2 separate regions of the Homo sapiens genome follow, and region 2 is linked to region 1. The links are chromatin contacts, found by Hi-C or POLR2A ChIA-PET in ENCODE. All regions are on one chromosome and are shown on one strand. The core of a region is the stretch at or near the end of the contact, and the rest is flanking DNA. Distances in the headings are between cores, read along the strand shown.

Region 1 (7,544 bases), core at 4,218-6,717:
ACTTCAGTTTGGTTCTATCCTCTGTGAAATACACCCCGACTTTAGTTTACAATAATCCTGTCAATAATTCCATGTGAGGCTGGGCACAGTAACTCACATCTGTAATCCCAGCACTTTGGGAGGCCAAAGCAGGATGATCATCTGAGGTCAGGAGTTCAAGACCAGTCTGGCCAACATAGTGAGACCCTGTCTCTATTAAGAATACAAAAATTAGCCAGGCATAGTGTCACATGCCTGTAATCCCAGCTACTCAGGAGGCTGAGTCAGGAGAATCGCTTGAACCTGGGAGGGAAAGCTGCAATGAGCCCAGATCGAGCCACTGCACTTCAGCCTAGGGAACAGGGCAAGACTCTGTTTAAAAAAAAAAAAAATTAGGCCGGGCGCGGCGGCAGGCGCCTGTAATCCCAGCTACTAGGGAGGCTGAGGCAAGAGAATCGCTTGAACCCGGGAGGCGGAGGTTGTAGTGAGCCAAGATCATGCCACTGCACTCCAGCCTGGGCGACAGAGTAAGACCTTGTCTCAAAAAAAATAAAAATAAAAAAAATAAATAAAAAGAATTGCATGTTTTTCACACCTCCTGTGCAGCACCTAAAAGCAGTAAAATAAGAACTCAGAGAAGGAATTCATGTTCCTTGAATTGAAGGAACCAGAAAGCTCAAGAATTGCCATATTAACTGGGCCTTAAAGGATAATTAATAAAGCAGTATAAAAATAGAAAAGGGAAATTTTTAAGCAAAGGAAACTGGGAAACCACGAAACCTACATGGGGATCCATAAGAGGTTTAGTTGACTAAGACAGCATGAGACTAGGGGTATTGGGAGATAATGCAGGACTGGTGGATTGGGACCACTTTGGAAACCTCAGAGCTTAAGGCATTTAAGTTGCAACAAAGATCATAGTAGGGACTTAATGATCATGGAACAGATAATCCAGAGCTGTACTCTTGGTATATACTCACTTGAACAAAGGGATGCAGGAAGAGGAATGGGTATGAGGCAGAAACACAAAGGTCTGTTTGGGACATACTTATTTTGAGATGATAATTAGGACATCTAGAGGAAGAGGTTTTAGAGTTGTAAGTACTGCCAGCCAGGCGCGATGGCTCACACCTGTAACACAAGCACTTTGAGAGGCTGAGGCAGGAGAATCACTTGAGCCTGGTAGGTAGAGGCGAGCCAAGATGGCGCTACTGCATTCCAGCCTGGGTGAGGGAAATGAAACACTGCCTTTAAAAAAAAAAAAAAAAAAAAAAAAAAAGGCCAGGCACGGTGGCTTACGCCTGTAATCCCAGCACTTTGGGAGGTTGAGGAGGGCGGATCATGAGGTCAGGAGATCGAGAGCATCCTAGCTAACACGATGAAACCCCGTCTCTACTAAAAATACAAAAATTAGCCGGGCGTGGTGGTGGGCACCTGTAGTCCCAGCTACTTGGGAGGTTGAGGCAGAATGGTGTGAACCCGGGAGGCAGAGCTTGCAGTGAGCCGAGATCGTGCCACTGCACTCCAGCCTGGGCGACAGAGCAAGACTCCGTCTCAATTAAAAAAAAAAAAAAAAAAAAAGTGACTCAGTAATGACTAACTACATACACAATGTTTCTAGAACAAAATAATGACTACATCTCTGGAGAGGGCAGAGCTCTGCAGTTACAGATCTGGGCATCATCCAGAGACAATAAAATCAAGTGCAAAGAGACACATTATCTTTCATGCAATAAATACTGCCAGAATTTTAGGTGTGAAAGGGCCTTTAGTTTAATCACAGATCTCTTCCTTCCTGTTTTTAATGTACTTGCTCCACATCATTAGATATTATGTTCACTGTTTCACATGAATAACAAGTTTCTACTGAATTGTAAATCCCTATAAACCGAGGTACTTTAAAATTCTTTTGGATGCCATTATACAGTAGTAGACTCATAACTGATACCCAGTTAACACTGAAAGATAAATGTGAATATCCAACTAAAAGAAGAGCCCATAACCTAAGGTAGATAAATGAGAATGGACTATTTCATAGATGGAGAGATTAAATGTCTGGCCCATAGTTCTTACCAATCAGCTGTAGGTTACAACTATGACTTAGGTTCCCCATACCCAGTCTACTTCTCTATGGCCACTGCTAGGTTTCTCAAGGAGCTTCTACCCATCATCTCCTAGTGTCTAAGGCCACACCTTTCAAGCAACACACCTTTCACACTCTATCAAGCCCCAAACACAAGGCACAGTGTGGGCAGGGCCATCTTTATTGAGGTTTTTAATTAAAATGCTTTGCAGAGGAGACCACAGCCTGCCAAGGGAGCAGCTGCCCAAATGTTTCCTGACCCGTGACCTAGAGATGAAGTAATTTGATTTATTCCCTATTTCCTTTAGTCTCAATGGCTAAGGGGTAATGGATGGAAATGGGGAGAATGACCGAGTAGAGGCAAGGACGAAGCTCATTCTTAAAGAAAAACCTCAAAGTTCAACTTCAAACAGCTGAAATTTGTTTCATAGCTGTTGGTCACCCAGTTCTAGCCAACCAGGAATAAATTATAGTTTTGCCACCTCAGCAGATGGCAAAAGGAGCTTTCCAGAACTTTGGCCTGGTCTGCACCAGGTACCAACATCACAGCTGCTAAAATCACCAGAAGGGATTTTGGAACCGCTGTACTAGTGTCCTTTCATTCGATGGGATGTCCAGGCTTCACCCCAAAGAGGCTTCATTTATGCTTCTTCTCCTGTGTGCTGGTGAACCAAGAGTCTAGGAGCTTCTTGCTGTAGTACAACTGCCAGGCATGCACTTGCACTGCCAACACCAACACCAGGTACATGATGGAAACGGCAGAAAAACCAAAGAGGAAACGGTAGGCCTTGCCATGGCGGTAGAGCTGCTGTGCAGCAGGGAACATCTCCATGCTGCCATAAATGAGTGGAGCGATGGAAAAGAGTCCCATGCTGATCATGGAGAGCACCAGGTAGCTAATGTTGTTGCGGGGAAAGGAGAGAAGGCCCAAGAGAGAGGGCAAAATGCTCAGCAAATACGGGTATTCCCACTGATAGGGCATGGCCACCTGATCATGTGACAAGAGCCTCAGGTGTCCCACGCTCATCTTAGCAACCAGCAGCAGCCATATGACCAGATGTACGTAGATCAGCTTCTTGATTTCATACTTGAGAGTCACACTGTGGGGCAGAGCAGAGGGAGAAGTATCTTTCAAATTTTTCTTACCACCAACTATATGCCAGACAACTGTACTGGACACTGGGATACAAATTTGAATAAAACAGCCTAGAAGCCGGACACAAAGAACAGAGGAGGAAAAAGTAATTAGAAAATGAAGTGAAAAAGTTCTAGTAAATATATGTTCCCAGATATATGGGATCACAGGAAGGAGGAATCAACTCTGCCTGGCATGGAATGTCAGAGATGGCTATCTAGAGGCAGGTGATATCTGAACTAGGCTCAGGAATGAGTGAAGATGGGCATCCCATGCAGGAGCATGCAGACAAAAAGGCCCAAGTATTTGTGTTCCAGGAAAGCAAGTGGTTATGTGTGGCAGGAACATATTGTTAGGGGGAGAGGGGTAGTGGGATATGAATCACAAAGACTATGAGAGTTAAAAGTAGAAGAGGCTGGGCTCACAACTCTAATCCAAGCACTTTGGTAGGCTGAAGCAGGAGGACTGCTTGAGCCCAGGAGTTCGAGACCAGCCTGGCAACAAAATGAGACCCCATCTCCATAAAAAAAAAAAACAACAACAATACTACTAATAAAAAGGCAGGGCTGGGCGCGGTGGCTCACGCCTGTAATCCCAGCACTTTGGGAGGCCGAGGCGGGCAGATCACGAGGTCAGGAGATCGAGACCATCCTGGCTGACACGGTGAAACCCTGTCTCTACTAAAAATACAAAAAAATTAGCAGCACGTGGTGGCGGGCGCCTGTAGTCCCAGCTACTCGGGAGGCTGAGGCTGAGAATGGCGTGAACCCGGGAGGCGGAGCTTACAAGTGAGCTGAGATCGCGCCACTGCACTCCAGCCTGGGCGACAGACCGTGACTCCGTCTCAAAAATAAATAAATAAATTAATAATAATAATAAAGGCAGAAGGGTAGCTCAGAGCTGTGTTTAGCAAGAGGACGCTGACTGCACCATAGGATTAAAGTCTGGCGGGAGAAGGTATTGGCAGAGAGGAAACGTACTCAGGCCGCCCATACTTCTCCAGCTAGATTTTTTCATCCAAAAGAAGTACATACTTATCTTATTCTTCTAATTCTCTCACGTCCCAAACGTATCCTCCTCATATCCCTAAAGGCAATGTTTCTACTCTGGGCTGGCATGAAAACACCTGCTTAAGTTGTGAGGGCCCTTTCAGCCGGGGCCTAGAGATGTGAAACAAATGAGAGTTCAAAGAGCTTGTCATTCTTTAAAACTCTGGAGAGAGAGATGTGAAGAACATTCTGGGAGAGATCAATGGATTTAAGGAAGTAAAAATTTTAAAATTTTTATTTAAAAATATTTATTGTAGAAAATGTGGAAAGGTTGGAAAAAAAAAACAGTCATCTCTAGACTTCAAGCTCCATGAAGGCAGGGAACAGTTTTTTTTTTCTTTAATAAAATTGTTTATTGAAGGTATAACATGTATACAAAGACCACGTCTGCTTTTGCTCACTATTATAACCTAGTGTCTAGCAGTGTATGATGTTTGGAAGCTCAGTATTTGTCGAACTAGTAATTGAATGTAGAAATACCCCTTACGTGGGAGTGTTTATAAAATTCATTTTAGGCAAGGCGTCCTTAGGAAAGGCTGCCTTTTACTGTCTATATCCCCCCAAACGGCCCAAAATATAACACCTACCATATATTACGTGGTAGGCCTTATGCTACTTTCTTTACACGAATTACTGATTAATCTTTCACCAAAACCTAAAAGGCAGATTATTCTCTCCCTCTACAGATGAGGAAGCTGAGGCTCAAATTAGAAATTCGGTTTCGAAGGTGATACAGCGGGGCCAGCATCGACGTGACTCGGGAGCCCACGCAGGGCGGGAGCCCACGCGGGGCTGGATCCCCTCAAGGCACCGGGCGGAACAAGGGGTGGAGCTCGCGGGGGCCACGGGGCTTTCCAGGATGGGGGACAGGCCCGAAGCCGTCACGGGAGGAGGGGACTTGGCAGGTGAGCGGGGGCTGGCTGGGGAGCAAGACCCTGAGGCCGGGCCGGCGTCGCTCCCCAAGCCCCGCAGGCTCCAGCGGGGGAGAAAGCCTCCGTGCTCCTCGCCTCACTTCATACCTCATCTGGTAGTGCATGGCGACGCGCTCCCGGTGCTGAAAGTCGCTGCCGTCGGTGCCGGCCGCTCGCGGGCCTGCTCGAGACGCCATTGTGCCTGCCCAGAACCCCCGAACCCCTCACGCGGACCTGGTACCGCAACGACACCGCCAAGCGGCCCACTGACCCTATTTGCGCCCCCGCAGCCGCGCGGCTCCGTGAAGAGAACTTCCGGCCCCTCTGTCTCTGGAGGACCGACTCTATGGTCACTCCTCTCCGCGCAGGCGCCCTCGTTCCCTCTCGCCCCCGCCCCGCCCAGCCCCGCCTCTTGTGGAGCGCGCAGGAAATTAATCCCCAGCCTCTTTTGCTGGCGCCCAGAGGCCGCTTGAACACTTTTACTTTCTTAAGCTGTAATATCAGTTAGGATACTTCTGTCCACACTTTACAGAGGGGGAAACTGATATATTCTATGACTTTCCCTGGAGCACACATCATTCACACAGCCTCACACCTTTAATCCCAGCACTTTGGGAGGCCGAGGTGGGTGGATCACTTGATGTCAGGAGTTCAAGACCAGCCTGGGCAACATGGTGAAATCCCGTCTCTACTAAAAATACAAAAATTAGCCAGGTGTGGTGGGTTCCTGTGACCCCAGCTACTTGGGTGGCTGAGGCAGGAGAATCGCTTGAACCAGGGAGGCAGAGGTTGCAGTAAGTCGAGATTGTGCCAATGCACTCCAGCCTGGGGGACAGAGTGCAGAGTGAGACTTTGTCTCAAAATAAGTTTCTCACATTTAATTATTGCAAAGAGAAACAGGGAATCTCTCAGTGAGGAAATCTGGCTTGTCTCCCTTAAACATATAGTCAGTTAATTTGATCAATAATGAGATAAACTGATATCTTGTGCCTCTTTTAATAGACTGAGGACACAGCATCACTTCTATGATGTTTCTGCCAAAAATACCTAACTGAATCTAATCATGAAGAAATGACATAAATCCAGACGGAGGGACAGTCTAGAAGAGAGCTGGACTGTACTCTTCAAAAATGTCAAGGCCATGAAAGAAAAATTATTTCCAAATAAACTTTATCTGTAGAGACAAAGTAGAATGACCATTGCCAGAAGCTCGAGGGGTGGACAGAGAATGGGGAGCTAGTGTTTAATGGGTACAGAGCTTCAGTTCGGGAAGATGAAAAAAGTTCTGGAGATGGATGGTGGTACTGATTGCACAACTATATGTGTGTGCTTAATGCCACGGAAACTGTACACTTAAAAATGATTAACATAGTAAGTTTTATGTTATGTGCATTTTACCACAACAAAATACTAAGCGAAACTTTAAAGAAAGAAGTTATATTATCCGAATAAAGAAAAAAAGAAAGAAAAAAGCATGTATAGTGAGCATCTTCCATGCACCAGGATGCTCTGCTATGACCTGGGGACGCAGAAATAAACATGGTCCATTTCCCCTGAGGGATCCCAGCCCAGTCGGGGGAAGAACTTGTACCCATGAAGCTAAGAAATTCAAGAAAACACAGGAGGCTGAGGGAGGAAAAATGAGGCCTCTCTCCCTGACCTGGAGGGTTAGGAAAGTCTCTCTGGAGTGGCAGCAATTGAGCTGAGGTCTGAAGCCTGAGTGGGAATTGGCTAAAGAGGTGGGGAGCGGAAGAGCTTTTCAGGCAGAGGGAACAGCATGTGTGAAGGCCCCAAATCCAGAGAGCACTTGGCTCTTCAAAGAACTGAGAAACTTAAGAGTGACTGGAGCATTTGGAGGGTTCAGTAAAGAGTTAAGTCTTTATCCCAGGGGGTTTGGGGAACCACTAAAAGGTTTAACCAGGAAAATGACACAGTTTTGCATTTTTAAAAGATAGGTCTAGGTGGGGGCACAGTGCCTCAAGCCTGTAATCTCAGCACTTTGGGAGGCCAAGGCAGGAGATCAGCCTGGGCAACATAGTGAGACTCCCGTCTCTACAAAAATAAAAAATAAAATAATATTAACTGGCATGGTGGTGCGTGCCTGTAGTCCAGGCTACTCGGGAGGATGAGGTGGGAGAATCATTTGAGACCAGGAGTTCAAGGTTACAGTGAGCCATGATTATGCCACTGCATTCCATTCTGGGCAACAGAGTAAGACACTGTCTGTAAATAAATAAATAAAGATAGATCTAGTTGCTGTGTAGAGAATGGCTTGCAGGGGCCAAGGGTGAAGCAGAGGAATCACTTGAAGGCTACTGCAGTAATTCAGGCAATCCTAGGGGTGGCTTGGGCTAGGAGGTGGCAATGGACAGAGAGGAACAGATTTG
Region 2 (7,556 bases), core at 4,988-7,487, 330 kb before region 1:
TAATATATGGACATTTTTGGGGTCTAGTTTCAAACAAACCACCCTTAAAAAGCAACTTTTGGCTGGGCACGGTGGCTCACACCTGTAATCCCAACACTTTGGGAGGCCAAGGCAGGAGGATCACTTGGGCTCAGGAGTTCGAGACCAGCCTGGGCAACATGGCAAAACCCCATCTCTATTAAAAATACAAAAATTATCTGGGCCATGGTGGCACACACCTGTGATCCCAGCTACATGGGAAGCTGAGGCAGGAGAATTGCTTGAACCTGGGAGACAGAGGTTGTGGTAAGCCAAAAGCACACCACTGTACTCCAGCCTGGGCCACAGAGGGAGACTCCATTTCAAAAAAAAATTAAAATTAAACATAAGTGGTTAAAATTTGGGGACAAAAGTTTACCTTTCATTTCTACTCTCCAAAGGTAACTCCTGCTAATAGTTTGGATTATATTATTTTCTGCTATACAGCTATAATTATTTTGGTTTTATATTTACTTATATAATAATTATAACAGTATCCTAAAAGCTGTTAAAATAATAGCAATATCAGCCTGGGCAACGTAACAAGACCCCATCTCTACAAATAACAAATTAAAAATTAGCTGGGCGTGAGGGCACATGCCTGTGGTCCCAGGTACTTGGGAGGCCGCCGAGGCAGGTGGATCACTTGAGGTCAGGAGTTCAAGACCAGCCTGGCCAACATGGTGAAACCCTGTCTCTATTAAAAATACAAAAATTAGCTGGGCATGTTGGTCCATGCCTGTAATCCCAGCTACTTGGGAGACTGAGGCAGGAGAATCAATTGAAGCCAGGAGGCAGAGGCTGCAGTGAGCGGAGATTGCACCACTGTACTCCAGCCTGGGCGACAGAGCAAGACTCTGTCTCAAAATAAAAATAAATAAATAAAATAAAAATAAAAATTAGCTAGGAGTGGCGGCACGTGCCTGTGGTCCCAATTACTTGGGAGGCTAAAGCAGGGGATCACTTGAGGCCAGGGGTACAAGGTTACAGTGAGCCATGATTGCACCACTACATACTAGCCAGGGTGGCAGAGACCTTATCTCAAATAATAATGATAATACTAATAGTTAACATATATTGTTTATTATGTTCTAGTTACTATTTTAGGCATCTCACATATTATTTAACCTTCAATAAACCTGTCAGATGCCAGGCACAGTGGCTCATGCCTATAATCCCAGCTACCCGGGAGGCTAAGGTGGGAGGATCCCTTGAGCCCAGGAGTTCGAGGTGACAGTGAGCTATGATCATGCCACTGCACTCCTCCAGCCTTCGTGACAAAGAAGATAGGAGATAGGAGACCCTATCTCCAAAAATGATAACAAACAAACATACCTTGTCGGTGGGGGGGGGTACTACTATTATCCTCAATTTATAGAGAAGAAAATATGTGATACAATGTTTTCATTCATTCATCCATCTATTTTTAGCAAAAATGTGATCATACTATATACTATTCTGAATTTGCTTTGTTCACTTGGAGATATGTCCCTGTCAGAACATACATGTCTTTTTCAATTTACTTTTTTATTTTTTTGAGACAGAGTCTCACTCTGTTGCCCAGGCTGGAGTGCTGTGGCACAATCTCGACTCACTGTACTCTGCCTCCCAGGTTCAAGCGATTCTCCTGCTTCAGCCTCCTGAGTAGCTGGGATTACAGGCACTCGCCACCACACAGGGCTAATTTTGTGTTTTTAGTAGAGACGGGGTTTCACCATGTTGCCCAGGCTGGTCTTGAACTCCTGAACTCAAGTGATCCACCCACCTCAGCCTCCCAAAGTGCCGCGATTACAGCCGTGAGCCACTGTGCCCGGCCTCTTTTTCATTTTTTTAAAATAAGAATGTTTGTGTTGGCTTTATTCAGAATTGCCAAAACCTGGAAATAACCCAAATGTCCAGCAACTGGTAAATGGATAAACAGTCATCTATCCATACAATGGAATACTCTTCAGCAATGAAAAGGAATGAATTACTGACACGTCAACAACATGGATGAATCTAAGCACCATGCTACATGAAGGGGGACAGAAACAAATGGGTGCATCTGCCATGGGCCCATTGATATGACCCTCTAAAGAAGATAGAGCTATGTGGACAGAAATTAGATGAGTAATTGCCAGGACCTGTAAGTGGAGGGAATTTTCTGGGGTGACAAAAATATTCCGTATCTTGATTGTGGTGGTGGTTACATGACTGTATACATTTGTCAAAACTCATACAGGCTGGGCGCCATGGCTCACACCTGTAATCCTCACAATTTGGGAGGCCAAGATGGGAAGATCGCTTGAGCCCAGGCATTCGAGGCTGCAGTGAGCTACAATCATGCCACTGCACTCTGGCCTGGGTGACAGGGCAAGACCCCTCCCTATCTCTAAATCAAATTAAATTAAATTTGGCCAGGCGCAGTGGCTCACTCCTGTAATCCCAACACTTTGGGAGGTCAAGGTGGGCAGATCACCTGAGTGATGTCAGGAGTTCAAGACCAGCCTGGCCAACATGGCAAAACCCTGTCACTACTAAAAAAAATACAAAAATTAGCCGGGTGTGGTGATGCGCACCTGTAGTCCCAGCTACTCAGGAGGCTGAGGCAGGAGAATCTCTTGAACCCGGGGGGTGGAGGTTGCAGTGAGCCAAGATCACGCCCACTGCACTCCAGCCTGGGCAACAGAGCGAGACTCTGTCTCGAAAAAAAAAAAAATGCCACTACAAATATCCTTGTTCATCTGCCTCTCCTCACATGTGTGCATGTTTCTCTAGGCACAAATGGAACTGCCGTGTCAGAGGGTACTCATATTTTCAATTTAGGTGGAAACCACCAAATGCCCTCAGGAAACACTGTGGCAACTAACACTTTCCCAAGCCTGGAGGAGGCCTGCTTCCTCCTACCCTGGGCCACAGGAAATCAGCAAGCTTTCCTCCCTGACTCAAATCTTGATTAACCATTGGATTGCACCTACCACAACAGAACATGATAAGAGACCATACAAGAGTCTAGAATAAGAGAAAGAAACTACATTTTAAAAAATTGTTATTTTCCACATTTTTAGAAATCATTAGCAAAAAAATAATTCTAGACAACTTCCTGTCAGTGCCTCAAAAGCCTCCTTCCACTGTGACACTTGTCCGGGGAGCCCCAGAGGACTGCTGGGAAATCCATCTCAAGAAAATAGTCAGGAGATGAGAAACTGCCCCCAAACAGCCCCAAACCACATCTGAGCTGCCCAGACAGACCTCTCTGCAGCATATGGGATTGACTGCCCAAAAGGGGTGGAACTCACAGAGTTCATCAAAGGAACATGTCGTGACTTTCTGCATGGAGTAGCGAGGCCTTCAGCCTCCCTACCCCAGAGCCCAGGGGATGCTTCTGGGGCCCAGTCACCAGAAATAAATAAATAAATAAAATAATAATCTGTCTGTTCCAATGGCCTCAATACCCAGTAGGAAAAGGTGCCCCCTCTCAAACTGATGAGGAAGACTAGAGTTTGGATGAGATTTGAAACTCTGCAAAAGCCTTGGGTTCAATTTAAACCCCACTTCCACCACTGGTCTCACTGAGGGGCGTGAGACAAGTCACTTCAGCTTGCCCTCAGTTTTCTCAGCTGTAAATGGGAATGATAATACTGAATTCGTATGGTTGGACTGTCACAAGAAACAAGCAGGAGACTGCTGTGGTTAAGAACTCAAGATCCTGTAATCCCAGCACTTTGGGAGGCCGAGGCGGGCGGATCACGAGGTCAGGAGATTGAGACCATCCTGGCTAACACAGTGAAACCCCATCTCTACTAAAAATACAAAAAAATTAGCCAGGTGTGGTGGTGGGCGCCTGTAGTCCCAGCTGCTCGGGAGGCTGAGGCAGAAGAATGGCATGAACCCGGGAGGTGGAGCTTGTAGTGAGCCGAGATTGCACCACTGCACTGCAGCCTGGGCGACAGAGCAAGACTCCGTCTCAAAAACAAAAACAAAAAAAAAACTCATGATGTCGGCTCAGGGAGATCTGACTCAGAATTCCAGCTCTGACACTTGGTAATTCCAACTGAGATCCTAGGCCAAACTCAGAGCCAGCTTTCCTCATCTGCAGATGAATATAATGACTCTATCATGGAAAAATTGAGATGATTTAGGTAGATAATGTATGGAAAGTATTTAACACAAAGTCAGGCTAGGTTGTTATATTTTTATTCTTTTTTGAGAGAGGGTCTCACTCTGTCACCCAGGCTGGAGTGCAGTGGTGCAATCTTGGCTCACCGCAACCTCTGTCTCCTGGGTTCAAGCGATTCTCCTGCCTCAGCCTCCCAAGTAGCTGGGATTACAGGTGTGTGCCACTACGCTTGGCTAATTTTTGTATTTTTAGTAGAGACAGGGTTTCGCCATGTTGCCCAGGCTGGTCTCGAACTCCCAGCCTCAAGTGATCCGCCCGCCTTGGCCTCCTCCAAAGTGCTGGGATTAGAGGTGTGAGCCACCACACCCAGCCAGGTTGTTATATTTTTTAAATGACTGTGTATATCAGATCTTTGGCCTACAAAATGGAAATTGTTTTTATTATAGAAACTTGTTTAAAAGGGCTGAAATTAACTTTTATCAATTTGAGGAAAATCCCTAATGAATTGCCTGATATATAGAGAAGTGCTTTCTCTTTTATACAAGTGCTTTCTATAAACATTCCAAAATCTTTTTTTTTTTTTTTTTTTTGAGATGGAGTCTCGCTCTGTCACCCAGGCTGGAGTGCAGTGGCATAATCTTGGTTCACTGCAACCTCTGCCTCCCAGGTTCAAGTGATTCTCCTGCCTCAGCCTCCCGAGTAGCTGGGATTACAGGCACATGCGACCACACCTGGATAATGTTGGGGGTTTTTTGTAAGTTTTTTCTTTTCTTTTTTTTTAATAGAGACAGGGTTTCACCATGTTGGCCAGGCTGGTCTTGAACTCCTGGTCTCAAATGATCCACCCACATCAGTCTCCCAAAGGCTGTGATCACAGGCATGAGCCACCGCACCAAGCCCCAGATGCTATTATCATGAAAAAGCAATGGTTGGCTGGCAGGTGGGGATGGGAGGTTAAAGCTGCTTTGTGGGGATGCAAATGCAACCTTGTACCGGGCCTCATTTGCATGTGTAAAACTAGCTAGAATTGAGGTCGTTGCCCTCTCTACAGAGCTGTGAGGCCCAAATATACCTCCCAGCCAGATGTGACAAGTTCCCTTACCAGGTAAACCGGGCTTCGGTTGTTATCCATTGCAGGGATGCCCGTGAGGACCTCGGCCAACACCTGGAGAGAACAGAACGTGAGTTAGCATGGTTCAGACGCTCGTGCACACAGCCAGGCAGCAGATTCTGTCTTCTCTTCTCAGTTCTGAGCTCCAGGTGCAGCTCTGCCATTGCCAGCAGACACACCTGCCCAAAATCTGGAACATGGGAATATCACTAAACACCTCCTCCAATTAAAGATGCCACCAAGCTGCCAGTGGAAGGTTGTAATTAATTGATAGCCAGGCAGAGAAGATGGTTTTCAAAAATTCATGTGTGTGTGTGTTTATATGTATTACCATAAGATATATATAGGTATAGATAAATATAGATACACACACACGTATATATACACTATTTTTTAAAGATTGTTTCATTTAAAAATCCTTCAGCTGGCTGGGCACGGTGGATCATGCCTGTAATCCCAGCACTTTGGGAGGCTGAGGTGGGCGGATCACGTGGTCAGGAGATCGAGACCATCCTGGCTAACACAGCGAAACCCCGTCTCTACTAAAGATACAAAAAAATGAGCCAGGCGCGGTGGCGGGTGCCTGTAGTCCCAGGTGCTTGGGAGGCTGAGGCAGGAGAATGGCGTGAACCTGGGAGGTGGATCTTGCAGTGAACTGAGATCGCACCACTGCACTCCAGCCTGGGCGACAGAGCAAGACTCCGTCTCAAAAAAAAAAAAAAACACCAAAAAACCTTCAGCTATGGCAAGCAGGCATTGCTCTGTGAATCTCAGGGAAGGAAAGACTCTGCATGCAGGCAGGTATCTATTCTAGACAAATCTTGCAGCATCCATAGCATGTTTCACTCACAGGCCTTTACTAACATTATTTATTCATTAGCGCATCCACTCGCAGAAGGAGCACAACCCTGTATACGTGTAAGTCACCACAAAATTGGCAAACCATGATATATGTCTTCATAAACAGGAAACTGCTTTGAACAGGGTTTCTCAGTAGAGACAATGCTATGATGGCTAAGGGCTCTACAGTCAGGCCTGAGTTCAAATTCTGACTCTGTTCCTTATATGCTCAGGTGATCTTTAGGCAAGTAACTAAAACCTGAGCCTCAGTGTCCTCATCTGTTAAATGGGGACTAGCAGTTGTGAATATTAAAGGTGTGAAGACCCCACACTTAGTGTGGAACCTCTCTCCCACAGCATCTCTCAAAGCAAGTCAGAATAGGGTCACATTTATAGCCAAGAATCCCTCCAAGCCTGGAGGAAGGAAAGGATAAAGGTTTTAAACCACCCAGGATTAATAACAGACTGGCAGTGACCAGAAAAGGGCAGCAGAGGGCATCACTGCTGCAAGTGGGACAGGAGCCAATTGAAAAGGGACTCCTGACAGGTCCCTGCCAGGAAGGGACAGAACAAGGGGAAATGAATAAACAAAGACTTCCTGTGCCCCTTTCACAGAGCAGGCTCTGAGCCAAGTCCTTTATAGAGGTCACTGAGCACTCACCAAAAAACACTGAGCAATGCACTGTGATCCCCACAGGAGGAATCAAAGTTCAAAAGCGTTATCAGTCAACCAGAGGCAGGGCTGAGCAAAAGGGTGGCAGGAGCCAGGAGGCATTCAATGAATGAATGGATGGATGGGTGGTAGATGGATGGATGGATGGATGGATGGATGGATGGATGGATGGATGGATGGATGGGTATGTGGGTGGGAGGGTGGGTGCATGGGTGGATGAATAGATGGATAGGTGGGAGGGTGAATGGATGGATGAGGAAGTCATCTGTGACGCTAACACACCAGTTAGAAGGTCAAGAGTAAACAGATATCAGAAGGAGGGTGTAAAGGTGGGAATAACAATAACCACAGTCATCATAATATTCTTGGTAGGTGCAGGGTGCAGGGTGCCATGCTCACCTGCTTATATACATTATCCCATTCATCTCCATGTGTATCGTTAGCCCCATCTTACAGAAGGCTTAACTGAGGCCCAGAGACAGAAGTGCTAGGTGTAAGTCACACAGCTGAAAGTAACTGAGCCGGGCCTAGGGGTTCTATCCCCCTGGTTCTTTTTTTTCTTTTTTTTTTTTTTTGAGACAGAATCTTGCTCTGTTGCCCAGGCTGGAGTGCAATGGCGCGATCTCGGCTTACTGCAACCTCTGCCTCCCAGGTTCAAGTGATTCTCCTGACTCAGCCTCCCAGGTAGCTGCGATTACAGGCACATGCCACCACACTCAGCTAATTTTTGTATTTTTAGTAGAGCCGGGGTTTCACCATGTTGGCCAGGTTGGTCTTGAACTCCTGACCTCAGGTGATCTGCCCACATCGGCCTC

Evidence for each region. A loop is a pair of places that touch in the nucleus more often than their neighbours do. ChIA-PET counts read pairs that join two places held with the same protein, here RNA polymerase II (POLR2A). Pooled maps may share reads with other maps.
Region 2: a loop to region 1 is called in a pooled map, with 4 times the contacts of the local background. The contact joins the enhancer-like site here to the promoter of JAGN1 in region 1. A Hi-C loop is called at or near these places in 1 of 37 single-sample maps with no recorded cell type and 9 of 50 pooled maps. POLR2A ChIA-PET finds 5 or more read pairs at or near these places in 1 of 52 experiments (activated naive CD4-positive, alpha-beta T cell).

The regions. Positions count from the first base shown.
Region 1 is chr3:9,888,533-9,896,076 of GRCh38, reverse strand. JAGN1 (jagunal vesicle mediated transporter 1) reads right to left here and starts at 5,467. Exons shown (of 2, transcript NM_032492.4): 1 at 5,266-5,467; 2 at 1,728-3,162. The coding sequence starts at 5,354. The coding sequence ends at 2,700.
Region 2 is chr3:10,224,097-10,231,652 of GRCh38, reverse strand. IRAK2 (interleukin 1 receptor associated kinase 2) reads right to left here. Exons shown (of 13, transcript NM_001570.4): 10 at 5,220-5,282. Among named protein-coding and RNA genes, the nearest start is that of TATDN2, 21 kb to the left of the region's middle. RefSeq lists a silencer at 4,934-5,228 and enhancers at 5,342-5,391, 5,567-6,349. Within about 2 kb of position 6,237, at least 13 of the 41 ENCODE cell types and tissues checked have a DNase peak (open chromatin) inside an H3K27ac peak, as active enhancers do.